Regions from separate parts of the Homo sapiens genome. Here all the other regions are linked to region 2. A link is a loop called in an ENCODE intact Hi-C map of the cell type or tissue named here. Cell type or tissue: HCT116. All regions are shown on one strand. Each heading gives the region's core, and the rest is flanking DNA. Links, peaks and the distances in the headings are about the cores only. Region 1 overlaps LINC02837 (long intergenic non-protein coding RNA 2837). Region 2 overlaps LOC105372114 (a long non-coding RNA gene). Region 3 has its middle 24 kb from the start of MYO5B. Region 4 overlaps MYO5B (myosin VB). Region 5 overlaps MYO5B (myosin VB).

What was found. Peaks named below come from ENCODE experiments on the same cell type or tissue, not always from the same donor. Only the 100,000 strongest peaks of a DNase experiment are listed, where the experiment ranks them.
Region 1: a loop joins it to region 2, with 3 times the contacts of the local background. A loop is called at or near these places in 13 of 110 quality-filtered maps.
Region 3: it touches region 2 in a loop (11-fold over the local background); 62 of 110 quality-filtered maps call a loop at or near these places.
Region 4: it touches region 2 in a loop (13-fold over the local background); 20 of 110 quality-filtered maps call a loop at or near these places.
Region 5: it touches region 2 in a loop (3-fold over the local background); 2 of 110 quality-filtered maps call a loop at or near these places.

Annotation. Positions count from the first base shown.
Region 1 is chr18:49,507,383-49,513,446 of GRCh38, forward strand. All of the region lies in intron 2 of LINC02837 (long intergenic non-protein coding RNA 2837), which reads left to right. Among named protein-coding and RNA genes, the nearest start is that of LINC02837, 11 kb to the left of the region's middle. In HCT116, for the core only: a CTCF peak has its summit at 3,433 (motif pointing right); a DNase peak (open chromatin) is centred at 3,489.
Region 2 is chr18:50,354,123-50,360,186 of GRCh38, forward strand. It overlaps LOC105372114 (a long non-coding RNA gene), which reads right to left. Exons shown (of 3, transcript XR_935466.3): 2 at 1,736-1,830; 3 at 1-322. Among named protein-coding and RNA genes, the nearest start is that of SKA1, 18 kb to the right of the region's middle. In HCT116, for the core only: CTCF peaks have their summits at 2,590 and 3,321 (motif pointing left); DNase peaks (open chromatin) are centred at 2,329, 2,609 and 3,279; H3K27ac peaks cover 805 bases.
Region 3 is chr18:50,215,698-50,221,761 of GRCh38, forward strand. No RefSeq gene overlaps it. Among named protein-coding and RNA genes, the nearest start is that of MYO5B, 24 kb to the left of the region's middle. RefSeq lists an enhancer at 3,342-3,391. In HCT116, for the core only: CTCF peaks have their summits at 3,260 (motif pointing right) and 3,460; a DNase peak (open chromatin) is centred at 3,244.
Region 4 is chr18:50,007,322-50,013,385 of GRCh38, forward strand. All of the region lies in intron 4 of MYO5B (myosin VB), which reads right to left. Among named protein-coding and RNA genes, the nearest start is that of MIR4320, 120 kb to the right of the region's middle. In HCT116, for the core only: a CTCF peak has its summit at 2,657; DNase peaks (open chromatin) are centred at 2,650 and 2,886.
Region 5 is chr18:49,884,788-49,890,851 of GRCh38, forward strand. All of the region lies in intron 22 of MYO5B (myosin VB), which reads right to left. Among named protein-coding and RNA genes, the nearest start is that of SNHG22, 74 kb to the left of the region's middle. In HCT116, for the core only: a CTCF peak has its summit at 2,824; a DNase peak (open chromatin) is centred at 2,804.

The DNA.
Region 1 (6,064 bases), core at 667-5,666, 850 kb before region 2:
GGCTGAGGCAGGAGAATCACTTGAACCTGGGGGGCGGAGGTTGCAGTGAGCCGAGATTGCACCACTTCACTCCAGCCTGGGCAAAAAAGCAAAACTGCATCTCAAAACAAACAAAAACAAAAACAGAAACAAACAAAAAACAAAACTACTAGGAGAAAACATAGGACAAACACTTGAGGACATTGGCTTGGGAAAATATTTTATGAGTAAGACCTCAAAAGCAACAAAAGCAGAAAAAGCAAAAATAAACAAATGGGATGATATCAAACTAAAAAGCTTCAGCACAGCAAAGAAAACAGTCAACACAGTGAAAAGACAACTTAAAGAATGGGAGAAAGTATTTTCAAACTATTTATCTAACAGGGAATTAATATCTAGAATACGCAAGGAACTCAAACATCTCAACAGCAAAAAATCAAACAATCTAATTAAAAAGTGGGTGAATGACCTGAACAGACATTTCTTAAAAGAAGATGTACATATGGCAAATAAATAGATGAAAAAATGCTCAACATCACTAATCATCAGGGAAATGCAAATTAAAACCACAACGAGGTATCATCTCTTCCCAGTTAGAACTGCTATTATCAAAAAGACAAAAGCTAACAAATGCTAGCAAGTATGTAGAGAAAAGAGAATTCTTATGCACTGCTGCTGGGAATGTAAACTAGTATGGCCACTATGGAGAACTGTATGGAGGATCCTTAAAAAACTACAAATAGAACTATCATATGATCCAGCAATTCCACTACTGGGCATTTACCCAAAGGAAAGGAGATCAGTATATTGAAGAAACCTCTGCATCCTCATGTTTATTGCAGCAATATTTGCACTAGCCAAGATATGGAAATGACATAGGTGTTTAACAACAGATGAATGTATAAAGAAATCGTGATATAAATACAAAATGGAATACTATTCGGCCATAAAAGTGAATGAAATTCTGTCATTTGCGGCAACATGGCTGGAACTGGAGGACATTATGTTAAGTGAAATAAGCCAGATGCCAGGCGCGGTGGCTCACGCCTGTAATCCCAGCACTTTGGGAGGCTGAGGTGGGCAGATCACCTGAGGTCAGGAGTTCAAGACCAGCCTGGCCAACATGTTGAAACCCCATCTCTACTAAAAATACAAAAAGTAGCTGGTCATGATGGCGGTCGCCTGTAATCCCAGCTACTCAGGAGGCTGAGGCAGGAGAATTGCTTGAATCCAGGAGTGAGAGGTTGCGGTGGGCTGAGATCGCACCATTGCACTCCAGCCTGGGTGACGAGCAAAACTCCATCTCCAAAAAAAAAAAAAAAACAAAAAAAAACCAACCAGAACAGCAGGTTAAATCCTGCACATTCTCATTCATGTGTGGAAGCTAAAAAGTTTATCTCATAGAAGTAAAAAGTAGAACAGAGGATACTAGAAGCTGGAAGGGTAGGGAAAGGGATAGGGAGAGATTTGCTAAAGGATACAAAATTACAGCTAGATAAGAGGAATAAGGTTTAATGTTCTCTACCACTGTAGGATGACTATAGTTAACAATAATATATAGTTTCAAATAGCTAGAGGGAGGATATTGAATGTTCCCAACACAAAGAAATGATAAATGTTTGAGATCATGGGTATGTGAATTACCTTGATCTATCCGATCACTATACATGATGTGTATCAAAACATCATTATGTACCCCATAAATATGTATAATTATTATGTGTTAATTAAAAAAATTTTTAAAATAGTCAAATTAATCACACACACAAGGGAAAATTCTACAGACAAAAATCTCCAAAGTCCAGGGCTGTCTCTTGCTTGCAATGGAGAATCTGACACTAGTTGTTTCCTCCATGATCCCTGCTCCCGATGGTGGTCTTCTTCTATGATTTCAGGTCTCACCGGGCTCTAGTAGCTCCATCTTCTCCTTTCCTCCTCTATCCAAGGGAAGGTGACCAGTCTTTGTTTGTTTGCTCCCTTAACTCTATCTATGCCTCTACTGGGAGTCCCTTCATTAGGGTTTTTTTCACTTGAGCTACACTTGGCGAATTCTGTTTCCAGCTGGGACCCTGGGTGATGGACAGAGTCAGGAGTAACCACCATGCCCTGGCAATAAATGATGGTTCAGCTGCGTGAGCATTGTCTATATGTGCAGTCAGCCGCTTCCCCGTCCTCCTCTTCACCATGTTCCATTTCTTTTCAACGTGCTAACTCCTTTGTACTAACAATTATTAAAGAGTTGATTTGCTCTACATACCCAGTGACAAATACTCTTCTAAAAACTTGAAGGGGACAATGAGACTGGGATTAACATACCTATGTAGAGTCGGCAATGCAGTTAGATACGATTCGTGCCTGGATATCTGACTTCATTTCTAAAATTCCACCAGTGACTAATTATGTTAGAGTTGCCTCCTTCCATCTTTCCTCTTGTAAAATTCATCTATTTCTGGAATGAATATTAATATTTATTGAATGCTTTTTTTTTTTTTTGAGACAGAGTCTCACTCTATCTCCCAGTCTGGAGTGCAGTGGCATGATCTCGGCTCACTGCAAACTTCGCCTCCCAGGCTCAAGAGATTCAAGTGCCTCAGCCTCCCAAGTAGCTGGAATTACAAGTGCACGCCAGCATGCCCGGCTAATTTTTGTATTTTTTTTTTTTAAGTAGAAACAGGGTTTCGCCATGTTGGCCAGACTGGTTTCGAACTCCTGACTTCAAGTGATTCGCCCTCCTTGGCCTCCCAAAGTGCTGGGATTACAGGCATGAGCCACTGCACCCGGCCTGAATGCTTATTTTATGTGAGTTACTTCGCATTTGTTAAATCAAATAATCTTTACAACGCAATTTTTGTGTTACGAGAAAGGTTAACTAACCCAGTAAATGGCAGACCTGGAGCAGGACGGAACCCCAGGCCTCCTGGCATGAATCCTTTGTGTTCCTGGGGAGAGGAATACATTCAGTCTCACGCTTCTTAGTGTCAATGAATATTTTAGGTAATGGAAAGTAATTCTGGAGCCCAGAGAGAAGATAGGATGGAACGATGATAAAGGGGAAGACACGAAAATACAGCTAATTATTTAGTGAGCATCTACTTGCATGTTGAGCACTGGGTATGGTTCCTCCCACATATTTCCCAGAATCACTTTGTAAGGAGGATTGTACGACCCACGTTTTACAGAGGATGAACTTGGGGCTCAGGGAAGTTTGGTAGTTTGCCCAAGGCCCTACAGGCAGTAAGTGGTTGGGGATGCATTATGCATAGAGCTAGGTGAGCCTGACACTGTTTGCTTTCTTTCCATTACACCTGCCTGTCATGGGAGAGAATTTCAGAAAAGGGATACCAAAATTATGGGAAAACTTGTCTTGGATATTGCCAAGGGTTAGTCCGGAAAGAAGCCCTAAATACTACTATTCACAAAAACTTCATTTCTGTGGTGGAGTGGCTGAGGGACACCATGGGCCACTAGATGGCACCAGTTCAGCGTCGGAAGAAGCTTTCCCCCATCATTTTTGTGGGCAAAGGGTGCGTGGAGCACCCTGTCCCTGCTCCCCAGGGTGGCACAAGAGAATGAGTACCAGCAGGTGAATGCCGCAGGGGCCATCTTGGAGTCTGTCTGACATACGTCTCTGAGGTGGGCAATTTTTTTTTCTTTTAAGACCCAGGTGCAAGTGATTCTTTTGCCTCGGCCTCCTAAGTAGCTGGGATTACAGGCATGTGCCACCATGCCCGGCTAATTTTTTGTATATATATATAAAAAAATTTTTTTTGAGACGGAGTCTCACTCTGTCGTGCAGGCTGGAGTGCAGTGGCATGATCTCGGCTCACTGCAACCTCTGCCTCCATGGGTTCAAGCGATTCTCCTGCCTCAATGTCCCAAGTAGTTGGGATTAAAGGAGCCCGCCACCACGCTGGTTAATTTTTGTATTTATTTATTTATGAGACGAAGTCTCGCTCAGTCACCAGGCTGGAGTGCAGCGGCATGACCTCGGCTCACTGCAACCTCTGCTTCTTGGGTTCAAGTGATTCTCCTGCCTCAGCTTCCCAAGAAGCTGGGACTATAGATGCGTGCCACCACACCCAGCTAATTTTTGTATTTTTTGTAGAGACGAGGTTTCACCATGTTGGCCAGCATGGTCTTGATCTCTTGATCTCATGATTTGCCTGCCTCAGCCTCCCAAAGTGCTGGGATTATAGGCATGAGCCACTGCGCCCGACCTAATTTTTGTATTTTTTAGTAGAGATGGGGTTTCACCATGTTGGCCAGGCTGGTCTTTAATTCCTGACCTCAAATGATCTTCCCACCTCGGCCTCCCAAAGTGCTGGGATTACAGGCCTGAGCCACTGCGCCCAGCCCAGTTTTTGTATTTTTTGGTAGAGAGGGGGTTTCTCCATGTTGGCCAGGTTGATCTTGAACTCCTAACCTCAAGTGATCTGCTTGCCCCAGCCACCCGAAGTGCTGGGATTACAGGCGTGAGCCACCACGGCTGGCCTGGAGTGGGCATTTCTATTCCCTTTACACAGGTGAGGGAAATGAAGATAAGCAATACTGAGTAACTTGCCAAGGGTACTTAGGCATAAAGTTGTAGACAAGGGATTTCAAACCAGGCCTGTCCGATTTGCAGCTTGTAATTAGTGTATTACTAGGTAGATTGGGAATGTTTGGCCTGGAACAGAAAAGACCCTGGAGTGGGATCCACGTTGACAGTCTTCTGGGACTTGGATCACAGCATGGATGAGGGTGCAGAACTAAATCCAATAGGTGGGAATTATCAGGGGTAGATTTTTCTTTTTCTTTTTTTAAACGAAGTCTCACTCTGTCTCCCAGGCTGAAGTGCAGTGGCATGATCCCAGCTCACTGCAACTTCCACCTCCTGGGTTCAAGAGATTCTCCTGCCTCAGCCTCCCGAGTAGCTGGGATTATAGGCGCCTGCCACCACGCCCAGCTAAATTTTGTATTTTTAGTAGAGACAGGGTTTCACCATGTTGGCCAGGCTGGTCTTGAACTCTTAACTGATCCACCTGCCTCAGCCTCCCAAAGCACTGGGATTACAGACGTGAGCCACTGCACCTGGCCAGGAGTAGATTTTTTTAAAAAGTTAATACATGATAAGATTTTGCTGGGCATGGTGGTTTATGCCTGTAACCCCAGCACTTTGGGAGGCTGAGGCAGGAGGATCGCTTAAGCCCAGGAGTTGGAGACTAGCCTGGGCAATGTAGCGAGATCCCATCATTACAAAAAATAATAATAATAAAAATAGCCAGGTTTGTTGGCCCGTGTTTATGGTTCCAACTGCTCTGGAGGCCGAGGTGAGAGAATCGCTGAGCCTGGAAATCAACGCTACAGTGAGCCACGATCACACCACTGCACTCCAGCCTGGGCACCAGAGCGAGACCCTGTCTCAAAAAAAAAAAGATTATATTTAACTAGTTAAGAAGAAAACTGGACAATCCAGGCCAGGTGTGGTGGCTCATGCTTGTAATACCAGCACTTTGGGAGGCCAAGGCTGGTGAAATCCTGTCTCTACTAAAAATATAAAATTAGCCAGGCATGGTGGCATGCACTTGTAATCCCAGTTACTTTGGAGGCTGAGGCAGGAGAATCACCTGAACTCGGGAAGCAGAGGTTGCAGTGAGCTGAGATCATGCCACCGCATACCAGCCGGGGTGACAGAGTGAGACTGTGTCTCAAAAAACAATAAAACAAAACAAAACAAAAACAAAGGACAATCCAGGCCAGGTGCGGTGGCTCATGCCTGTAATTCCAGCACTTTGGGAGGCCCAGGTGCGTGGATCGCCTGAGGTCAAGAGTTAGAGACCAGCCTGGCCAAGATGGTGAAACCCTGTCTCTACTAAAAATATAAAAATTAGCCAGGTGTGGTGGCGCGTGCCTGTCATCCCAGCTACTCAGGAGGCTGAGGCAGGAGAATTGCTTGAACCCAGGAGGAGGAGATTGCAGTGAGCCGAGATTGTGCCATGCACTCGAGCCTGGGTGACAGAGGGAGACTCAAAAAAAAAGGACAATCCAAAGAAGATTGGGAATATTAAAATAAAGGTGTAGTGGAGGTGAAACTTTTTTTTTCTTT
Region 2 (6,064 bases), core at 653-5,652:
ATGCCAGGCATTGTTTTAGTTCTCTAAACATAATAACTCAATAAACTTCAACAATATTAAGAGGTAGTGACTTTTGATAAAAAGAAAACATGAGTCCATACATCCAAGTTGCTGAGCAAACTCCACGAAGGATAAACTCAAAGGGATACATACCAAGACATACTATAATAAACCTCTCAAAAGACAAAGACAGACAGAGAATCTTGAAAGCAGCAAGGAATAATTGACTCATGATGTACAAAGGATCCTTGATAAGTTTAACAGCCAATTTATCATCAGAAGCTAGGTCGGCCAAAAGACAGTAGATTACATATTTAAAGTGCTGAAATAAAAAAAAAAAAGCTGTCAACCAAAAATTCTATATGTGGCTAAATTCTACTGCAGAAATGAAGCAAAAATTAAGATATCCCTATTAAAGTTGAGAGAGTTCATCACTAGCCAACCTGCCCTACAAGAACTATTAAAAAGAGTTCTCCAGGATGAAAAGACGTAAGATTGGAGTTAGAAGGCATACAAAGAAATAAAGCTGGGCATGGTGGATCATGCCTATAATCTCAGTATTTTGAGAGGCTGAGGTGGGAGGATCACTTGAGCTCAGGAGTTCAAGACCAGCCTGGGCAACATAGGGAGACCCCATCTCTGCAAAAAATAGAAAAATTAACCAGGCATGGTAGCACATCCCTGTGGTCCCAGCTACTTTGGAGGCTAAAGTGGGAGGATTGCTTGAGCCTGTGAAGTTGAGGCTGCAGTAAGTCAAGATCATGCAATGCTACTGTAGTTCAGCCTGGGTGCAAGTCCTTGCCTAAAAAACAAACAAACAGACAGACAAAAAACCCAATGTAGTTACTTTTACCAGAGTAGTTCTTTCTTTCTTTTTTCTTTTCCTTAAAGAACTACTCTGGTAAAGGTAACTACATTGGTAAATACAAAAGCCACTATTATGTTTTTGCCTTGTAAATTTTCTTTTTGTTTCATATATAATTTAAAAGACAAATGCATAAAATTATTATAAATATGTGTTAATGGGAGACAATGTATAAAGATGTAATTTAGGAAGAGACAGCTGTATAGGAGCAGAGTTTTTGTATATTATTAAAGCTAACCTGATACAAATTTCAATTACAGTATTGAAATTTCTTCATAATGATAATAATTGTAATTATTTCTCAGTACCTGCACATTCTGTACCTGAGGATTTGACCAACCAAAGGTCAAAAATATTTGAAAAAAATCAACACAGATAATATGACTAGAAATCATATGGATTTGAAAAATAGTACAGCATAACCGCTATTCATATAACATTTACATTTTATTAGGCATTGTAAGTAATCTAGAGATGGTTTAAAGTATACAGGAAGATGTGTGTACATTATATGCAAATACTACACCATCTTATATATAGACTTGAGCATCTGAGGATTTGGGGTCCAAGGGAGGTCCTGGAACCAACCTTCCATAGATACAGAGAGATAACTATTGATTATTTTAAAAAAAAGTTAGGATGTTAATTGAAAGTACATGGCAGCTCCTAAGAAAATAATTTTTAAATATTCAGAAAAGAAAATTAGGAGGAAATCCAAACTTTGTATTAGAAAAAAATCAATTAAACAAGAAAGCAATATTGAAAGAATTGGGGGGAAAACATAACAAATATATAAAACTAAGAGCAAAGTAGCAAAAGTAAATCTTTCCTTATCAGTAATCACTTTAAATATAAATAACTGAAACTCACCAGTTAAAAGACAAAAACTGGCAGGATGGATTAAAAAATAAAAGCATGTTGTCTGCCCACAAGAGACTAACTTTAGGTCCAAAGATACAAATAGGCTGAAAATAAACAGACAGAAAATGATATTCCACACAAATAGTTGCCAAAACAGAGCTGGTATAACTACACTAATATCAGATGAAATAGACATGAAGTTAAAATTACAAAAGACAAGCAAATTCACTATTCATTGATAAAGGGTCAATTTATCAAGAAGATGTAACAATAATAAACATATATGCACTGCTATGATTTGGGCATGGTTTTGCTGTTGTTGTTGTTCCTGCCAAAGCTCGTGTTGAAACTTGATTCCCAATGTGGTAGTGTTGGGAGGTGGGGCCTAGTGGGAAGTGTTTGGGTCATAAGGGCAGATCCCTCATGAATGGCTTGGTGCTGTTCTCAAGATAGTCAGTGAGTTCTTCCTATTTTAAGACTGGATCTGGATTAGTTCTCACAGGAATTGATTAGTTTCTACAAGTGTGGTTGTTACAAAGCCAGGTCACCCCTCATGTTTCTCTTTCTTCACACGTCTGCTTCCTCTTTGCCCTTCTCTGTCATGTTGTGACTCAGCACAGAAGCCCTTGCCAGAGCCAGGGTCATGCCATTGAGATCCTCAGCCTGCAGAACCATGAGCTAAATAAAACTCTTTTCTTTATAAATTACCCAGTCTCAGGTATTCTTTTATAGCAACACAAAAGGGACTGAGACATGCACCAAACAACAGAACTCCAAAATGTATGAAGCCAAAAAAATGACAGACTTGAAGGGAGAAATAGACAGTTCTGCAATGCAGTGGGTTGACATCCTGGGACTGCTGCTCCTGGTGGTAGGGGTTGACAGGACAAGCTATCTGCCCACATGGTGCTCACGGACTAGCAGAGGAGGCAGTGACAACTGCTGTGAAATAGTAGTGAGTGTTAAGAAGAAAGATGGGGAGAGGCACGTTAGGCAGAGTGAGGAAGTGAGAGAGATAAGGCAGGAGGGGTGTTGCAGAGCAGGTGAGAGAGGGGTATCCTAAGCAGGTGGCATTGGCAGAGAAGGCTGGGAATGGTCTACACATCCCATGTTTGTTTCTGAGTGGTGGGATAATGAATTTTTTGTTTTATTCTTTATATTTTTCTGTGTGTGTGTGTGTGTGTGTGTGTGTGTGTGTGTGTGTTTGAGACAGGGTCTCTCTTTGTCACTCAGGCTGGAGTGCAGCAGCACAATCTCTACTCACTGCAGCCTCCACCTCCTGGGTTCAAGTGATTCTCGTGCCTCAGCCTCCTGAGTAGCTGGGATTACAGGTGTGTACCACCACAGCTGGCTAATTTTTAAATTTTTTATAAAGTCAGGGTCTCACTATGTTGCCCAGGATAACATTTTCAATTAAAAACATGTGCTACTTTGATTTTCAGAAAAAGGGAGTGCTTAAAAAGAGAGCGAAAGTTCAACTTCATAAACTTGAAGAGCACTGCTGACTTCCTACCTGTGGCCACGTAGTCCTAGCTGCGTTTTTCTGGTGGCTTCCAGAAGAATGGCACTGCCCTGCCACCTTGTGGCCATGTGGCAAGTAAACCTTCCAGCCAGCATTACAATAAAGCCAAAATCTGTTTTCTCACGTTTGAGGAAGATGACAAATATTCAGCATTCTAAGTAAGCTATGATTTGGATGGAGCTTTATTGATAGCACTCAGAGATAACGTGTTCTGCTTTATGGTAATACTTCATCCTTTTGGCATCATCAAGAAACAGCCTCTCTACTCAAAGCTTAACTCTTAAGGACCTACATAAAGATTATCTGAACATTCTTATTCATTTCTTACAGAGTGTATTGAACACAAAAACCTTTCCTTTAGAGCTCATGATTTTTAAAAACAATATCTCCTCAATGCAAAGATAAGTTCAATCCATCACCAGGAAGAGCCCAGGCTTAGCTCATAGGAAATACAAGTGAATCCAGGGATGGTGGAGAATTTTTTTTTTCTTTTTCTTTTGTTATTTATTTATTTGTTTGAGACAGGGTCTTTCTCTGTCAACCAGGCTGGAGTGCAGTGACACCATCATGGCTTACTGCAGCCTCATCCACCTGGGCTCAAGCGATCCTCCCATCTCAGCCTCCTGAGTAGCTGTGACTACAGGTGCGTGCCACCACTCCTGACTAATGTTTGTATTTTTTTTAAGAGACCTGGTTTCACCATGGTCCCCAGGCTGGTCTTGAACTCCTGAGCTCAAGCAATACGCTGGTAGGGCTTTTTCTTATTGTTACCCTCTGTATTGATTTGTTCAGGTTGCCAAAACAAAGTACCACAAACTGAGTGGCTTCTTACACAACAGAACTTTATTGTCCACAGCGCTGGAGGTAAGAAGTTTGAAATCAAGGTATTGGCAGGGGTTGTTTCCTCTGAGGGGAAGGTCTGCTCCAAGCCTCTCTCCTTGGCTTGTATGGCCATCTTCTCCCTGCCTGTTCACATCACCATCCTCTCTGCATGTCTTCATGTCCAAATTTCCTCTTTTTTGTAAAGACAATAGTCATATTGGTTTAGGGCCCAGCAAATGACCTCATTTTAACTTGATTACCTCTGTAAAGATCCTATCTGCAAATAAGTCACATTTTGAGGTATTGGGGGTTAGGACTTTGAAATATGAATGTGGGGTGAGCACAGTTCAACTCCTGACACCCCTCCTGGTGTTGCATTTCAGTAGAAGACCAGTGAGCCTCAGGTAGGAACCTGGAAAGCCCCACCGTCTTGTTTCCTCCCATCTTCCCTTTCTTTTCCCTCAATGGCTTTCAACTCTGATTCACATTAGAATTATCCAAGGAGTTTTTAAATTTCTGATTCTGAACCCCACCCCTAGACCAACTAAATCAGAAGAAAACTCGCAGGGAAACTTAATCCAAGAAGGGATCAAGGAAGGCTTCCAATGGGAGGGGATTCGTTCACTACATTTTGAAAAATGAATGGATGATTGAGATAGAGAATAATGAGAGGTGTAGAAAGAACATCATAACCAAAGACTTAGTGGGGTCAGACAACATGGGTGGGCTGGCAGGGCTTGTGTGTGTCCTGATGGCAGAGGGAGGGGTGGGGGGTCACACACAGGGGCACAGGAGCAACCCTACAGGCAGCTGTTGCTGTGAGATAAACGTCCAAGCAGGAGGTGCTGAAAGATGAAGCTGATGAGGCAGGCAGGGGCCAAATCAAGAGAGGATGTGTGCCTCATGCAAAGAAGCCTGGGTTTCCACATCAGCATTTCAGAAAGGGAGCTGCCATCACCCCCAAGCTCACTACTGACCATAATGTCAGGTGTGGCTGCCCTCCTGTCAACTGCATCACCATTGTGATTCTACTTTCATAAGCAATGACAAGTGTGAGTTCACTGTTACGACAAAGGATGTCGTTGCCAATTCTGAAGCTGCTGTGGATGGCAGTGAGGCAGGATAGAGTGGAAGAGGCAAGACCAGGAGCTGGGCAAGACCAGTGAAGTATAATGGATGGCAGAGAGGTGTAGACCCTAGTCAGGAGGACAGACAGTTAAGAAATGCATTGGGTGGACCGGGCGCGGTGGCTCATGCTCATAATCCTGCACTTTGGGAGGCTGAGGTGGGCAGATCACCTGAGGTCGGGAGTTTGAGACCAGCCTGACCAATGTGCAGAAACCCTGTCTCTACTAAAAATACAAAATTAGCTGAGCATGGTGGCACATGCCTGTAGTCCCAGCTACTCAGGAGGCTGAGGCAGGAGAATCGCTTGAACCTGGAAGGAGGAGGTTGCAGTGAGCCAAGATCCTGCCATTACACTCCAGCCTGGCAAACAAGTGCAAAACTCTGTCTCAAAAAAAAAAAAAAAAAGAAAAAGAAAAAAAAAGAAATGCATTGTGTGGAGTGGGGCTCGGGGGTGAGGTGACCAGCTTGCCTCTTCCACTCTATCCTGCCTTACTGCCATCCACAGCAGCTTCGGAATTGGCAACCACATCCTTTGTCATAACAGTGAACTCACACTTGTCACTGCTTATGAAAGTAGAATCACAGTGGTGATGTTCCTGCCCAGGCACTGAGGTGAAGTGAATGGTTTGGCAACAGGGTACAAGCGAAAATGCAGAGGTGAAAATCTGGGCCTTGGAACAGCTTCATCAAGTCTGGCAAGGGAGACCCAATCCACTCAACTGCAGAATGTGCATGTGACCACTACATGGTGAACAGAGTACTGAGCTTTGCTGCTCTACCAACCATCATGGTAGGGGCACACATTCTACTCCCCTGAATGTAGCCAGGCTCTGGGGAGCTCATTTGCAGCTTTGACTCATTCTGGG
Region 3 (6,064 bases), core at 663-5,662, 140 kb before region 2:
ACGTATTATGGGCTGCAATGCTTCAGTTGTTGAGATGCAGCACTTAGCATTTGTAGAGTGCCAGCCCTCTGCTGTATCATCTCATTTAATTTTGCAACAGTCAAGGCGGGGTTGACTCTGCTGCTCTGGATAATATGGCCTCTCGACTGGACTTCGACGCTGCTAAGGCTCTGCAGGCACCCTGCTGCCTGTTACTAATGGTGTGGCATCCTCTTCCTTAAGCTACGAGTCCAAATGATTACCTCTAATAGTGTAAACAATACAGTCAAGACCGTGCCCTTAGTGAGAAAGGAGGTGCAATAGGTTGGTTATGAATCATGCCCAACGTGGGGTCTGCAGTTACTGAAATTCTGCAGGCAATTAATTTCTCTTGAAGTCTGGTGAGATATAGGAGACTCCCTTTTTCTCATTTGTGAATGGGTCTTTCTGGTCTGTCTGAGAATGAATGCTCTGATCTCCTGCCCCCAAGATAGATTTCTCCAACTGAGTCAAGTCCATTTCTCACTGTGACCTGCCCCAACACTCAACTCCAAATGCCTTCTTCCTTCTCTAGGCCATCGACAGTCCACCCAACCTGTAAGTCCAGCTCCAGTGCACCTTTTTCCTGGAAGACTTCCAGAACTGATGGTCCCAGCCATGATAAACCTCTCCCTTTTCCAAAAAAACCCAAGCAGCAGTGGCGTGACTCTAAAGTGTGACTTGCATAGTACCACCCTCTGTCAAGTTACCAAAAGCTCCTCCTCCAAGCCACTCAAAATAAACACAAAATCTAAACAAAACAGCATACTGCTATTCAAACGCAGCCTCAAGAAACATTCCGTAACACTGTCTTCCAGCCAGATGCCCTTTTAAACGCAGGCTACATACAAATTCTGAAGCCTTCTTAGCACAAGTAAGTCTGTTGCATGCACTTACTGTATTTCACACTCATTAGATACTGACTTGCATTATTCTTAATTATTTCTTGTCCTAGGTTTTGATCTTCAGTGAGACTACAAATTCCACCAGGGCAGAAATTATGTCGTTTTTACTCTGTATGCCCCATAGGGCTTAGCAGAGGGTTCACACAGCTGAGATTGCACTAGTTACCAAAAAGTTTTGAGATGCTCTGCTAAAAATATACTATATACATTCAGCAAATGAATTTTATTCATATTATTTGTGGTAGCAATGCTGATAATGATAATGAATACTTTTTAGTGTCCTTATAATTGTATTTGTTATTGATTTCTCCAGTTGTTAAGTGCAATTTATAAAAAGCCAACTGGACTTTAAACTGCACTGATGCTATTTTCCAAGGTAGTTTTGTACTTTTTCATTACATGTTTAAAAACTGTACTCAGCACATTTTGTAGGCTGATGAAATAAACTGCTCAAAAAAATAAAAAGAAAAAAAGGAAAGAAAAACCCCACTGGCATCTGTAGCATTCACGTTAAAAAACATGTTTCATTTCCAATCACACACCTCCCCAGTTTAGAATAAAGTTATTTCCCCTTCTGTCCAAATTGCAATTGCAATTTATTTACACACTGGGTAATTAGTGTTTTTCATATTCTTCCTTGAGTGGACAGCTGTGAGGTTAGTATTAACCCTGTCTATAGCACAGGTTCACTGTTCTTTATCCAAATCCCTCGGGGCCAGATGGGTTTTTGGAATTTTGCATTTTTTTGATTCTAGAAAGGTGGTATGATGCCTAAACTATAGATTTTATAACACTTCCTGCCAGAGCTGGGGTGGTGGCCGGTAATCAAAATCATTAATAGTGCTATAGTAAAATCTAGTGAGATAATTTTAAGTAGCTTTACTCCTGTTCAGGTCAAACTTTGCTGCTAAATGAGGGTTGGCATCACACCTTCTGGTTTCAGAGCGTTTTGGGTTTTGCAGTTTTGAGTGAGGGCTGGCAGACCCTGGCTATCTTCTCCGGTGTACATGGACCAGGATTGGCTTCGGGATTTGTCAGAGATTTCAGATCCAGGGCCCCAGCAGCATCACATCTTTCATTCACCTGGGGATTACAATTCAATGTAGTCAACATTTGTTGAGGGGTTTCTGTGTGCCTGGCGCTGTTCTAGATGCTGCAAGAGATTTAAAGGAGAATGAAATAGGTCTCTGTATTAGTCAGCTTGAATTGCCATAACAAAGTTCCACAGTCTAGGTGGCTTAAACAACAGACATTTATTTTCTCATAGTTCTGGAAGCTGGAAGATCAAGGTGCCCGCAGAGCTGGTTTCTGGGGAGTCCTGTCTGCAGTCTTCTCACTGTGTGTGCAAGAGAGAGCTCTGGTGTCTCCTCCTTTTATAAGGACACCAGCCATTTGGAGCCCATTAAACCTTCATAACCTCCCTGAAGGCTCCATTTGCAAATATAGTCACATGGAGGGCAGGGCTTCAGCAGATGAATTTTGGGAGGATACAGCTTAGTCCCTAGTACCCTTTCCCTCCGACAGCTCATGGTCTAGTAGCGGATGTAGGTCGGATCCCAGCTGACCTGATAAAAAAGAGAAAGAGCTGGAGAGAGTAGGGTGGCAGGCAGCCTTTAGGATGTCTGGGTAGCCTGAGTAGATGGTGTTGAGTTGGGCTCTCAGGAGAGGAAAGGCTAGAATCCACCGGGTGGCTGCAGGAGGGAGACAGCACTCTCAGTGAAGGCTTAGATGCGGGGAAATGGTGGGGCTGTCCGTTTGGAGACCAGTGACTGTCAGTTCAGCACAGCTGGATATGGGTTGCTCAGATTATCACAAAAGTGAGCTAACAGTGGCCTCTGTGCATTGGCACCAAGGTTGTTTATTTATTTACTGTTGGCTGAGACTCATTAGATCAGCCCGCTGACACCATATGCAAATGTTGATATATTCAATTTTAAATATAGCCCAAACAAGCAAATGTTTAGCCATCTAGAGCCTGCCTGCTTTGCATACCCGGTGCAACTTCATCCCACAGCTGTCCCCTGTTGATAAGATAGGCCTGGCAGTAGTGAGGTCCCAAACAGTGTGGCCCTGGGATCTCTGAACCCAAAGACACCACACTAGGCTGCCTGGTGATACATCCTCCTGTCTCCAGGAGCTCGCCTGTCCTCCTCCCCTTCTGGATGGTGGCCCCCTCATCTCCATAAACCTCCAGGGCTTATGTGGGGTTGAAGAGCGAGACATTTTGCCCCTTCCTGTCTTCTGGTCATTAAGTTAAAGATCACACCTTTGACGGTAGGTTTCCCTCTGCCTCTCTGCCAGGCTTAGAGGGATTTGAGGCTGATCAAGGAGAAAGATAGGACCACAAGGTGGCAGCAGCAAACACAGGTGCTTAATAGAGCTTTGGACAGGGTGGCTTAGGAGGGAGTCCCTCACAGCCTCTGTACGCCTCCCCACCTGGTGTGGGGGGTCAGTGCCCCTAGAGACAACCCTTGACCAAAGCGGGCAAGAGTGGGGAGATCAATGCCCCAGCATTGTGCACTTGTGCACTTCAAACTTGAGAGGCTTTCTAGACAGTTCCTCAGCAGGTCCCCAGGTGCAATGAGACCCAGTTATCTGCAGTGACAACCTCTCTGTAGCACATTCTTGTCATGGTTCCTTCCCTGCAGCCTCCCTACCTCTGCTTCCTGGATCACTGACCACATAATCTAACTGCACCCAAGTCCTCATCTCGGGCTCTGCTTTCGGGAGAACCAAACCCAAGATGAGTTCTCATCTATAAAGGGAAGGATTTGAACTAGACACCCTCTCAGGTCCCTTTCAGCTCAGATTTTAGGGAAGAAAAATGAATCCCAGAAAGCCCAACCTGAAGTCACACATATAGGGCAAGAACCTAGCCTGAAACTGTCTCGCTATGTCCATTTTCCCAGAACTATATCTACAAAGTCATTTCAAATAGAAGTCTCACATAGCAGTGCTTGGAAGCACTAAGCTAATAACCCTCAGCCTCTACCCAAAACACATGTCTTAGCACTTTACAAAAAAAAAAATGAAATTTGGAGGAAGCTTAGGCTCTCAGAGCCCTTGTCCAGCTGACAGCTTCACAAGAGGCATAAATGGAATCATATCTTTTTACTGTTCCCTGCGCTAACTGCGATAAAATTCCAGTTATCTCAGGGGCCTTTCTAGAGAGGAAGGTATTCTTTTTATTAGATGAAATTCTCATCTATATTCTGAGAGGCTGTTTGCCTCATATATGTAAGGCAATCAAAATATCAGAAGGATGGTTTATAGAAGGAAAAATATTCATCCCTGTGTGTAATTTATGAAATGTGCATGCATTGGTGTATTTGATGGATCTGCACCAAATGCTATGTTAGCAAGCATAAAGGTTTGGACAGAGACCACAAAATGATGGCAAGGGAGTGAAAATGCCAAGAGCATTGCTAAACAGCAAGCCTTAAAGGGCATATTGATTGATTAAGAGTACTTTGATACCAAATTAGATTTTGGTAAGAAATCATGATAGTATGTGATGCAAAAAGTTATTGGGGGAACCCGCCCCCAGTATTTCAATGTAGGTTCTTTCTATTTTCCTAAGTATCAGCCAGCTAAGAAATAAAGAGAGACAATATAAAGAGAGGAATTTTACAGCTGGGCTGCCAGGGGTGGCATCACATATCAGTAGGACCATGATGCCTGCCTGAGTCTCAGACCAGCAAGTTTTTATTAAAGGTTTCAAAAAAAGAGGGGGCGTAAGAACAAAGAGTACGTACAAAGATCACATGCTTCAAAGGGCAAAAAGCAGAACCACTGATAAGGGTCCAACAAAGATCACATGCTTCTGAGGGAACAGGGCAAAGGGCAAAAGCAGAACCACTGACAAAGGTCCGACAAAGATCACAAGGCAAAGGGCAAAAGCAGAACCACTGACAAGGGTCTATGTTCAGTGGTGCATGTATTGTCTTGATAAACATCTTAAACAACAGAAAACAGGGTTTGAGAGCAGAGAACCGGTCTGACCACAAATTTACCAGGATTGAGTTTTCCCAACCCTAGTAAGCCTGAGGGTTCTGCAGAAGACCAGGGCTTATCTCAGTCCTTATCGCAACTGCATAAGACAAACATTCCTAGAGCGGCCATTTATAGACCTCCCCCCACGAATGCATTCTTTTCCCAGGGTATTAATATTAATATTCTTGCTAGGAAAATAATTTAGCTATGTTTCCCACTTGCATGTCCATTTATAGGCTCTCTGCAAGAAGAAAAATATGACTCTTTTTGCCTGACCCCGCAGGCAGTCAGACCTTATGGTTGTCTTCCCTTGTTCCATAAAAATCTCTATTATTCTGTTCTTTTTCAAGGTGCACTGATTTCATATTGTTCAAACACGCATGTTTTACAATCAATTTGTACAGTTAACACAATTATCACAGTGGTCCTGAGGTGACGTGCATCCTCAGCTTACGAAGATAACAGGATTAAGAGATTAAAGACAGGCATAAGAAATTATGAAAGTATTATTTGAGAACCGATAAATGTCCCTATTAAGATGAAATCTTCACAATTTATGTTCCTCTGCCACAGCTCCAGACGGTCCCTCCGTTTGGGGTCCCTGGCTTCCCGTAACATCTCTCCCTTTCTTTTTATATAAATGTGCCATGGCAATGAAGCCTTGTTCGTTCTCTCGGTTTTGACACAAGATTCTTTGACTGGTCCAGAATACTAAAAACAAGCCGATTAAACAGAGAAACATGATTCCAAAATTTACTACAGTGGGCCCCCAATAGACTTAATCCAAGTCGTGGGGTTTAGTCCAGAAAGACTTTGTGCCACCTGCTCTAACGCCTCAGCTCCAGGCACAATGGATAAATGAGCTTGAGAGCCTTCAAATATTTGTTTCTTTAATTTAGTTATGTCCAAGGATAAATTATCTTCCCTACCCAGCAGGTGCCCTTTGACCATTTCCCATGAATGATCAGTCGATCAGTCGATCAGTCTCATTGTAGGAATATGGTGTGATACAGAAATCAGAAGTATTCCAATCACACTGCATTTGCATGCGACGTTCGAGACTCATTAGCCGATCTCCAAGCCAAATAACAGACTGTCTTAAATCATTAATTTGATTAGCTAATTTTTGATCAATGCCCTGTGAGAAT
Region 4 (6,064 bases), core at 477-5,476, 350 kb before region 2:
ATTGAACTTCTCTCCAGGGTGTAGTCTGTTTCCTTCTCTGTACCTTTTAGTCCACACCATCATCATCTCTGGCATACATTACAATAGCAGCTTTCCAGCCTGTACTCTCCTCCTCCTCTAACATGTCCTTCTCATGAAACTTTCTGAAAATGAACATCGGACCATTCTTCTCCCTTGCTTTAAGCCTTCCAATGGCATCCCTCTATCCTCTAAATAACACCCACATCTACTGTGTTCAAGGCCCTGGGGGACCGAGCACCTCTCTCCAGCTTCAGTGCATGCCACTCTTCTACTGGATATGTTCAAGCCACACAGAGGTTCTTGCTTTATTCTCTCCCACGTTGCAGTGGCCTGAAGCTGTCCCAGTTCAAACTGATAATCCCCTTTGATCTCACAGCTCTTAATGCCTGGTACTCAATCACATCCTGCCTTATGGCAGCTCATCGATAACTGCTGTTTAATGTAATTAACTAACCATTTATTTACATCATGCTCAAATGGTTTATGAGACTCTTAGTATATAGACTTTGCTTAAGATTCATAAGATCACTGGATGTCATTCTTCCCATTTTAAATAAGAGAAAATAGAAGTTTGGAAAGGTCAAATGATGCACCCAGAATTCCTTAGCTAGTGAGACACTGAGCCCGGATTCAAACTCAGGCTTCCATCTCCTTGCACAATTTTCCACCAGGTTATGCTGGTGGAATTATACAGGATAATGCATTATCATTATACTCCTGTATCTCTGTATTACCATTACACTCCTTCCTGTATAATAAAGCAGCCTTTAACAAATCCCTCCATAATAAACTTAGCCTCAGTGTAAGTTTAAATATGTATTGGGGTCATCAGTGCTGGCTGGCTTGACATCACTTCTCTAGAAGGCCCCCACCACCCACCTTTAACCATCCTACCTTCATAGCACTCACTATACAGTGTACTAACATTTTCCTCATCCACTTAGTGTTCCTCCCACCCTAGTCTCCCCACTAGAACCTAAATCCTATGATGGTCAATCTCACATACAAGGACTTGGATGAGTGGTCTGGCACCTGGATTTTAAGAGGAAGTCCTCAGCAAGGGCTGTTATGTATAGCAGTACCGGCTGAGCACACCATCTGGAGCCCCCTTCGAGTTGTACAAGTTACTGCCTGCAAACTTTGTCGTCCCTGCCCTATGCTCAGCCTTCCATGATTCACCCACAGGAAGGGGACTGACTTGTGTGTGTGGGGAATGGGAGGGAGTTGAGCCTCAGACAGGTACAACTCTATTTACCTGAATTGGAAACTCCCTGAGAGGATGAAGAGGTGGGAACAACACTCACTTAGGCCCAACACACACTATGGTTGCAAAACAGGAAGAAGGGGAAGCCTGGCTTGCCAAGCCACCACAGAAAGGACATCCCATCTCCAAACCGGTCATGAAGCCCCTCTATATCATTTCATCCTCTGTGACAAATCATCTGAAGATTTAGGTGTGTCAACAGAATATATTCTGTTCACTAATGGGATAATCAGTCTACTGCTTCTTGTCTGTGTCTACATGCTCTAATCATATAGTCAACACCATCACCAAAACACAGATCACCGACAATAGTTTTTAAAAAGAAGGACTATGCTAGAGAATACATAGAATTTTAAAATAATTTCTGTCCAACAAAGATACTTGTATAAGTACCATGGAGAGTATTAATACTTGGAAGACAGGGTAGAAAAATACAGTGACAATGAATCTTGGAAACAATGGTGACTTAAAATGATAATAGTATATATGTGCCGAGCGCAGTGGCTCACGTCTGTAATCACAGCACCTTGGGAGGCTGAGGCAGGTGGATCACTTGAGGTCAGGAGTTTGAGACCAGCCTGGCCAACATGGTGAAACCCCATCTCTACTAAAAATACAAAAATTAGCTGGGTGTGGTGGTGGGTGCTTGTAATCCCAGCTACTTGGGAGGCTGAGGCAGGAGAACTGCTTGAGCCCGGGAGGCGGAGGTTGCAGTGAGCCGAGATTGCACCACTGCACTCCAGCCTGGGCAATAGAGCAAGACTGTCTCAATCAACAACAACAACAACAACTCAATATGGTATATTTTCATGATAAATTCAAACAAGCGAAATGAAACAACAGAATACTAAGAGATACAAACACACAAAACTATATTAATATAAAAAACCTATTATAGTGAGGGAAGTTAGATAGGAGGAAGACTCCAGTGGAAAGAAAAATCAGATTCGGGGAACGAAAGGTTATGTGGGGAGAGAAAAGTAAGGTTGGGGAGCAGAGGTAGGTTAAGATAGCAGTCAAGTCAGGTGAGAAGGTATATGGAAAACTACCATAAGTCAGATTTGGGCTCAAAACAGAGCCATATAATTACAATTATTCTAACATTCAAGGGCTTCCTCCCAAAGTTGGGAACACTATAAATAACATTTCTGCTGCAAGAAGGGGCTGGGCCGGAATGTTCCAAGCAAGAGAGTCTACAAACCCTTCCAACAAGACAGCCAGGCCTGAAAGTGGGAAGGAGATGTGTCTCAGGCACCTGGAGGCAGGGCACTTGTGTGAGGGGTTCTCCAGGCCCAAGGACTGAGCAGGTCCTGGGTTCCTGGGGTGAAAATGGCAGAGGGATGTCCTCATGCAGTCTGCCACCAGGTGGTGACATTTTACTCTACCATACCCTCCCTACCAGGCCAGGGCACCACTCAGCCACAGCCCAGAACTGAAACCAAGCCATTCAGGAAGGCTGTCATGAATATTCACTGGAAACTGTGTAATTGGCATTTGGCAGGTAGAGTCCCAAGTGCCTACTTGGTAAGATGAAAATGAACCTTCTGATAGTGTAAGAGATAAGTACTTAGTACATTTAATATCCAATATCATTTTCCCACTTCAGTTAAACAGTGGCCCTTGGAGTGCTAAGCGCTATTTATAAGCCTCTCAGGTGTAGTGTGATATAGGCAGCAGCGAAATGAATCTGTCCCTTCCTCTTGCTGGCTATTCCCAAGCAGGGCTGTCTCCATCTCAGATGAGATACCATCACAGAAAGAACCCGGGGAGTGCCACCCAGCCCACCCCATCGTGGGCAGACAGGCCAGACAGAGGGAGACAGAGCACTGGTTAGGGCACTCCTCGGTGTAAATGGGAAGGTGCCAATTCCCTTGCTCTTAAAATAAGGGTCTGGAAGATTATCCCTAGGATCTCCTGCTACTCCTATATTCTGTGATTCCAGATCCAGGTTATATGGGAGCTGTATGATACATTCTATATCAACTGAAGTTTATAGAACTGCTAATGTCCAAAATACACTGGAATTCAGAAAGCTGCAGGTTTAGATGAAAGTGAGCAACAGAGGCACGTGTTTCCTGTGATTTTATGCTTTTCAGACTTATTCTAATGTTGTCATTAGCTAGGGGTGAACTATGATATACACATATAGAATGTGTAGCCTGTCAGACCAAATAAACATCACTTTTCAAACTCACTTATTTCACTTGTTCTTGGAAACTATTTTGCAGCAAGGGAGTATATTCAAGTATATTCAAATAAAATGATTTTTCCTTGGCCAGTAGTACAGCTGGCATTTCAGCCAGGTGCATGTGAGTCCCTCATTCCAAAACCCATCCTCTTTCTCTATACCACACTGTCTCTTTGGCATGCCACCAGTAAGATACAAGTCTTGTATTCTTCCTTTGATAGATACTGCTTCATCCATACATTTTTTAAAATTTAGGGCATCATGGTGGCTGGGTGCAGTGGCTCACGTCTGTAATCCCAGCACTTTGGGAGGCCGAGGCAGGCAGATCACGAGGTCAGGAGATCGAGACCATCCTGGCTAACATGGTGAAACCCTGACTCTACTAAAAATACCAAAAATTAGCCGGGCGTGGTGGCGGGTGCCTGTAGTCCCAGCTACTCGGGAGGCTGAGGTGGGAGAATGGTGTGAGCCTGGGAGGTGGAGGTTGCAGTGAGCCAAGATCGTGCCACTGCACTCCAGCCTGGGCGACAGATCGTTCCTCACTTCTCCAGGTGGCCTCTGAGGTGATCTCCTCTTCCTTTGTGATTATAACTGCTACCCACAAGTTGTCCACACTGGTATTTCCCCAACCCAGATACTTCCTCTGAGAGCCAAACACATATGCTCAACTGCCCACTGGACAACTACACGCGGAAGGTGCACAGGCGCTCCAAGGCCTGCACGTCCAAAACAGTGCTCTTTAGCTCCCCACCAATCTGTTCCTCATCCTGCCTTCCCGAGGGATGGCTCAGCAATGAGCAGGGAATCTGGGAACTGCCCGTGACACCTTTCTCTCCTTTACTGCTTGAGGCCAAGCTGGCTGTATTGCTTTGAATTTTTTTCTAATCCACCCCACGAAGCCCTGTTCCTCCTCCTTTCCCTCCTAGATGCTACCACAGCAGAACTGGTCTTCCCATGATAATTCTATGCCCTACTCAATCCATTCCCCCTCACTGCTGCTGGAAACATATTTCCAAAACACTCATCTGAATGTGTCCAGGCCCTGCTTAGCACCCTTGCACCAGACCCTGTAGTACGGTGGGTATAGTTAGGGCCTCTGACACTCCAGGCCCTGCACGAGCTGTTCCCAGAGACCATTCCAAGCAGAGGTGCCAGGCTGTGTAAAGAGTGGGACAGCATAGGTAGTGTTCAGGGAAGAGGCAACGCTGACTGCAGAACCATTATTTGCTCACCACAGAGTGGTTTCAACCCTGGCTGTACATTAAGAAGTGCTCGTGGAGCTTAGGAAACTACTTCTGCTGGATCCCACACCACACCAATTAGATCAAAATCTCTGAGGGGTGAGGCCCAGATATTTGTTTTTAAAATTCCACAAGTGCTTCTAATATTCTACTAGAACATGAGTTCTGCTAGGGTTAAGAAGCACTGCTACAGACTCAGCTTAAGAAATGGGTCACTACATAAACATGTTCAGGAACTGGCAGCAATTCAAATACCTTGTAACTTGTTCATGGTCAACATTAGCCTAATACAATGTACCACTGAACTGAAAGATGAGCTTGAAAAAACTAAACAGCCTTTAATTTATGAATGTATTAACTGCTCTTCCTGGCTGAAGACCACAGAAACCTTTATTAATTCCAAGTTCTAGCTATTCGCTTATGATAAATCACCTAGAAATACAGACAGTTTCCTCATTAACTGGACTTACATTGTTGACAGACATACAATTGAAATAATGATGTAGACTGGTCAGCTTTGGATGTCCGAGGTACACAGATGCACAAGCATTAAGATTCAGGTGCAAATCCTGTTTATCGCCCAGGCCCAATGCAAAGGCCATCCTAGAAAACCTGCCCTGAAAATTCACCAGAAAGAAAGTGCTTCCCCTTCCAGGGAACTATTGCTCAGCATCTGGGTGCCCCTTCTGTGGCTGCTACCTTCTCTTCTCCTGGGTGACATTGACTGCACAGCAGCTGAATGGTTTGTTGAAAGCCATGCTGTAAATTCAGAACCCAAAGTAGACAAAGGTTAGCATTCCTTCCTCCTCCCATGCAAGGACCCTTCAAACACATCATGGGTCCAACCACAGGAGAGGCTGCTTTGAAAACAATCTGCTTCAGACTGAAGGCATTCTAGCAAAGACATAATCAACCTCACGGCTTAGCAGATAATTCATGTAACTGTGGAACTCAGAGCAAGCACACAGTGAGTGCTGGCTGTACTTATCTAAAGTACTCTTTTATTCATAAGTCTCTTTAGTACAATGTCCCAAAGTCTGTGGATCCTGGGATACAAATGAATTACATCCATAAGGTTGCTAAACACATCTGAGTCCTTGAAAGACAGACTCGCTTTAGTGGGCCAGAAAAGACCCAATAATGAAAAACAAATCAATCATTCATTAGGCTGGCAGGAAAACTTGCTGACCTCAGAAACATCTCTAACAAAACTAAAATTGAAGAATACTACCCACTTTTTTCAGCCACACCAGTCTTGGAGTGGTAACATCTGGGAAATCCTGGCCTACAGGTCTGAGTATGCCAACTCCATGCCTCCACACAGCACCTTAGGCTTCTGAGGCATCCCTC
Region 5 (6,064 bases), core at 447-5,446, 470 kb before region 2:
TCAACAATAAAAAGACAACCCAATTTTAAAAACGGGCAAAGAACTGAAATAGACATTTCTCCAAAGAAGATATACAAATGGCCGATAAACACAGAAAAGACACTCAGTATCTTATTAGGGAAATACAAATCAAAGCCACACTGAGATAACAGTTCACACTCACCAGGATGGCTATAATACAGACAGACAATAACAAGTGTTGGTGAGAATATGAAGAAATCAGAACCCTCATATGCTGCTGGTGGGAATATAAAATGGTGCAGCAGCTCTGGAAAACACTCTGGCAATTCCTCAAAAGGTTTAACATAGAGTTGCCATGTGACCCAGGATTGCTACTCCTGGGCAGATACCCAAGATAAATGAAAACCTAGTCCACACAAAAACTTGTACGCTGACTGACACAAAGAACAACCTCACCCTTTCTAGCTTAAGTCACAGGATGCAGTCATCTTCCAGAGGACTCGTCTCAACCTGTGTAGAAAGAGTCTCAAAAATGACCTCCTCAGGACAGCACCACAACACATAATGACTAGCAAGTGTGCAATGGCAGAGGGACTAATTGGTGACTACTGGGATTGCAACCTAGGAGATGACCACGTGGAGCAGAGGAGAGATGACCATACAGACCCCTGAGTACCCACCTGCACCCCCATCAGACAGGCACCTTTCAAACTCTTCTAGACTTCATGGCATTAAAACCCAGAGAGGTGGCCCTAGGGATATGGACTAAACCAGCAGAAGCCTAAATTGATATGGTTTGGACGTTCATTTCCTCCAAATGCATGAGGTTTGAATTTCAACTGGTTACAATGCTTAAATGCCAACTTTCCTTCCTCTCCTGGCTGTAAATTAAGCTCAAGGCACCAAGAGGTGAGTTAATAAGGGAGGAGCTGCCCCACCCTCGGCATCAGGTAGAAAGGGGCAGGAAAAAATGGCAACACACTGGAGCTAAGGATTGGGGTCACTGGCTCTCCCCACCCCAGGAACTCAGAAGGCAGCGACTCTCACTTAAAGGTGCCTCAGCTACTCTGGGGAGCTGCTGATGGGTCTGTAGTGGCCTTACATTAGGTTTGTCCTTTAAGGGCCCATAGAGAAAAGTAGGATACACAATACAATACTATTAAGGGCTTGCAAAAAGATCCAAGCACTTTGTTAACACCCTTTTTTTTGAGACAAGGTCTCACCCTGTTACCCAAGCTGGAGTGCTGTGGTGAGATCTCGGTTCACTGCAGCCTCGACCTCCCCAGGCTCTGGTGATCCTCCCACCTCAGCCTCCTGAGTAGCTAGGACTACAGGTGCCTGCCAACATGCCCGGCTAATTTTTGTATTTTTAGTATAGACGGGGTTTTGCCATGTTGGCCAGGTTGGTCTTGAACTCTTGGGCTCAAGTGATTTGCCCACCTTGGCCTCCCAAAGTAGCTGGGTTTACAGATATGAGCCACCGGCACCTGACCAACACTTTTAACAGTCTAGAACCCCTTCAAATTTAAGGAGTTTTTCAATCTTTCTTTCCCTTCAATTCAAGCAGACTCAGTTTGTCTCATCCGTTTATCTGTAGATGGGCTTCCATGAGTTACAAGAAGGAGGCTCTGACAAGCATGTTTTCAAAAGTTGTCCAGGTAATTCTGAGGCTCTAGAGGTTGAGAGCTGCTGGTCTTATGTCTTTATATCCAGCAGAACTCCTCACCCCACAAGTAAATGATAAGCACAGTCAGGGACTCTCGGTATGGAGAGTCAGGCAAAGGGGTTGGCTTTCTGCCCAACAGGAGGTCAAATCAGATAAAGGTGATAAAAATATACATGCATCAAACTAATTATACCAAGTTATTATTCTTTGGCAATTTATTTTGCCAAATAACATTTATTGCCTATAATATTTATTGCCTATAATAATTAATGCAACAGATGTTGTATGTCTTCAGAGGCTAAAATGTGACCTGGTGTTGAGGGCAAGGTACAGAAGAAGAAGCACCGACCGAGAGTGACGACGTTTTATCCGTAGAGGCACCCACTCACCAAGCCTAGTTCTGGCCCCTAGTATGACACAGGGCAAGGCTGTCACTCATCCATCACACATTTCCTGATACACCTCTATACCAGGAGCCTTGCCAGGGCTGGGGGATACCAAATGAGATAGACTGACTCATGGTAGTTGATATGGTTTGGACGTTCATTTCCTCCAAATCTCGTGTTGAAATGTGATTCCTAATGTTGGAGGTGGGGCCTGGTGAGAGGTGACTGGGTCATGGGGGTGGATCCCTCATGAATGCTGTAGCACCATCCCCTTGGTGAACTCATCCCTCACTGAGTTCACAATAGAAGGTGTAGGTGGCATACATGCTGTTAACCACAGCACTCTCAGACTGTAGTCTTGGCTCAGGTTTTAGATCATAGGTTGTTGCAATGAAGTCACATGTTCTTAGGTGGCATTCATAGGACTGGAGATTTCAGGACCCACTTGGTGATGATGTCATGCACTCTGTGCTGGTCAGATGGCACGTTCCATTTCAGAGGGATATTGACTGTGTGTAGGATGCTCAAAGGATGGCAAGGGGTCTTGATCTTCTCAGGTGACCTACTGCTCTGTGAGCCATCTAGATATTAGGAGGATGTTAAGGGGAAGCAACGTTTTCATTGCCCTAGCGTGAACTCAGTGAGGGATAAGTTCTCACTGAGTTCACGTGAGATCTGGTTGTTTAAAAACATGTGGCACCTCCCCGCTCTCTCTTGCTCCCACTATCGCCATGTGATGCCTGCTCCCCCTTCAACTTTTGCCATGGCTGGAAGCTCCCTGAGGCCCTCATCAGGACAGATGCCAGCACTACACTTCCTGTACAGACTATAGAACTGTGAGTCAATTAGACATTTTTACTTATAAATTATGCAGCCACAGGTGTTTCTTTTGTTTTTTGAGATGGAGTCTCCCTCTGTCACCCAGACTGGATTGCAGTGGCGCGATCTCAGCTCACAGCAACCTCTGCCTCCCGAGTTCAAGCAATTCTCCTGCCTCAGCCTCCTGAGTAGCTGCGATTACAGGCATGCACCACCAAGCCCGGCTAATTTTTTTTTTGTTGTATTTTTAGTAGAGACGTGTTTCATCATATTGGCCAAGCTAGTCTGGAACTCCTGACCTTGTGATCCACCCACCTCAGCCTCCCAAAGTGCTGGGATTACAGACATGAGCCACCACACCCAGCCCAGGTGTTTCTTTATAGTAACGCAAGAACAGTCTAATATAGTAGTTGCCCTCAGAGAGTGTCCAGCCTGGCAGGGATGAGGGACAGGTGCATACATAGTAATGATATCAATAAGGGCTGTAGCAGCTTCCTATAAAGCAAAGTTTTTCAGCCTTGACACTGTCAACATTCTGGGCTGGACAATTCTTTCTTGGGGGAGTAAGGGACTCTCCTGTGCATTACTGGGTGTTCAGCAGCATCCCTGGCTTCTACCCACTAGATGCTAATACAACACACCCTCCTCTCACCTTCAATTTGTGAAAACCAGAATGTCTCCAGGCACTGCCATACGTCCCCTAATGGCAAAATCACCCCGATTGAGAATCACTACAATAAGGTGATTCAGAAGGAAAAGAAGGTAGCCTCAGGGTCCATGAAGGCTTCACAAGAGGTGGGGGTCATCTGGATTAGGCCTGCAAGTGGGATGTCTCAGGCAGCTGAGGGCCATTCTAGGTGGGAAGAACAAGTGCCTAAAGGTCTGGGAGGAGGAAGGGCACGGGTTTGGGAATGTGAAGAGTTCTACGTTGCCAAAACGTGTGGTTGCAGCACGGGCACTGAGAAAAGTCAAGGCTGGGTAGGTAGAGGGAGGAAGAATCAGCTTGTGAATGGCTTCTCTTCCTTTGTCCTCAGGAAACACTGAACTCCTCTTATTCTCCTAACTCGACCTGGGTGGGCCCAGCTCCTCTCCCCAGCCTCTTCCCGCCCTCCAGGATCTGCCTGAATGTTTCACTGTTCCTTCTGACAGGCTCTGTCGTTCCCATTCTTTACTGGTTACTTTCTTCTCATTATTAGCTCTTGACCGGCACTCTCCTGGGAAACATTCCTGTACCACACGGGGTGGTGGGGTTGCCCCCACGCTTGGTGTCCTGCTCTGACAGGGCCTGCACATCCCTCCAGAGCCTGTGGGACAGCAATGCTTCCTCATACACCTGCCTGCTCAGCCTGGACCAGAGTCCTCAACGTGGACCTAGGGATTATATCGCCAGACTATCACACCCTCAGAACCCAGGCCACCGCCAGCACCTGAAAGCTTATCAAATGAATAGAAGGGCCCTGCAGACCAAGTTAAGGAGCCTGCATTCCCTCAGTCACAACTAAGGGCTCCCTTTAAAATTGTTTTTTTAAATAAATGTGTTTATAGTTGACCAAAATATCTAGAATACATGAGCTTGTTTAATCAAATAATTCAATTTAGGCAGCACATACAATGTAGGAAAACACTCTTCAAATGCATCTAATTTGCTATTGCTGGAGGCAGTTCACTCAATGACTTCAGGAGCACCTTTAAATTAGGTTGGCAAATTATCAAAATAGATTTCACTTTTCTAGACATACAAGTAAAATCAAACTGAAAACAACCCAACAGGAGAAACCACATGGTATGTACTTCTACAGAATAAAGCCTAGGGTGGTGCAATGAAGCATGATCTATGTCACAGTTAGGAAGGCAGGGGTCTTGCCCCATCCTGCCAGGAACAAGGCTGTACCCTCTGAATCAGTCAACTACTGGTAGGTTTTACAGCAGGCTGTGAAGTAACCAGACCTTACCATGGAGCAAAACTTTGCTTCTCCTTAACATTCTCCTAATATCTAGATGGCTCACAGAGCAGTAGGTCACCTGAGAAGACCAAGACCCCTCGCCATCCTTTGAGCATCCTACACACAGTCAATATCCCTCTGAAATGGAACATGCCATCTGACCAGCACAGAGCGCATGACATCATCACCAAGTGGGTCCTGAAATCTCCAGTCCTATGAATGCCACCTAAGAACATGTGACTTCATTGCAACAACCTATGATCTAAAACCTGAGCCAAGGCTACAGTCTGGGAGTGCCATGGTTAACAGCATGTATGCCACCTACACCTCCTATTGTTTTGAGGCTTGTTGCTTCCCTCTGTCTCCCTCTTTGATTCATGAATGCAGGTCTCTGACTTGGCTTTATTATTCTAAGCCATACATTAAAGTGGCCTCAGGGGGATTTACTTTTCTTGCTTGCCTAAACAATTTTGGAGGTAGGCCCATGTTCCTGATCTTTCATGAACAGCAGGAAAGGACCAATCCCACACTCAGCTCCACACCCCAGGTGGGTGAGAGAATGCTTCCTTGATCATATTTCTCCAGGTACCAGCCAACCCCAGTCTTCCCAGCCAGCTAACACAGCTGTTGGCAGACACAGCAGGTAACAAACTTCTGCAGCCAAATGGCCCCCACTTTGTGGTGTCAGGGCTGCAGGGTGCAGTGGGAGATGCTTTAACAACATAAAACAGGTGGCTGCATCCCCTGAGCATGATAAATAACACCTTAGGTTTCAGGACTCATTCAACACCATTCAGCAGCTCCTTTTTTTGGACTGGGGGAGTGGTTAGTCTTAACTCTTGCAGGCAACATTACTCAGTGTTTCTTCTAAAAGCTTATTTGGGACAGCTTATCAGAATCAACACTGGAGGAAAATCCTGTATCTATGAGGCTAATACAGTACCTATATTAAGTTAAGTAAATGCCCCAGCAACATGCTAAAGAACTGTCTTTACTAGTTTGTCTTTGGGGATACAAATGTAGCTAGGGGCTTTGTTTTGTCTTATGTTTTCAAGAGGGATATTAGTACTATAAGAAGACCCAGCGCAAGGTTTCTAGTAGCAAACATGGGAAAACTGGTTGGACAATGCCAATCAGAAAAGGTTCCTCTGCCATCTGTCCTTGATGCTGTGCAGTTACCACATTTACAGGCACAGCCCTAGGTAGGGACAATACCTTTAATTCTGCAAAATCTTGAAGTGTTTATTTGACCATTTTCTGAGAATGTTCTTCTAAGTAAGCATAGTATA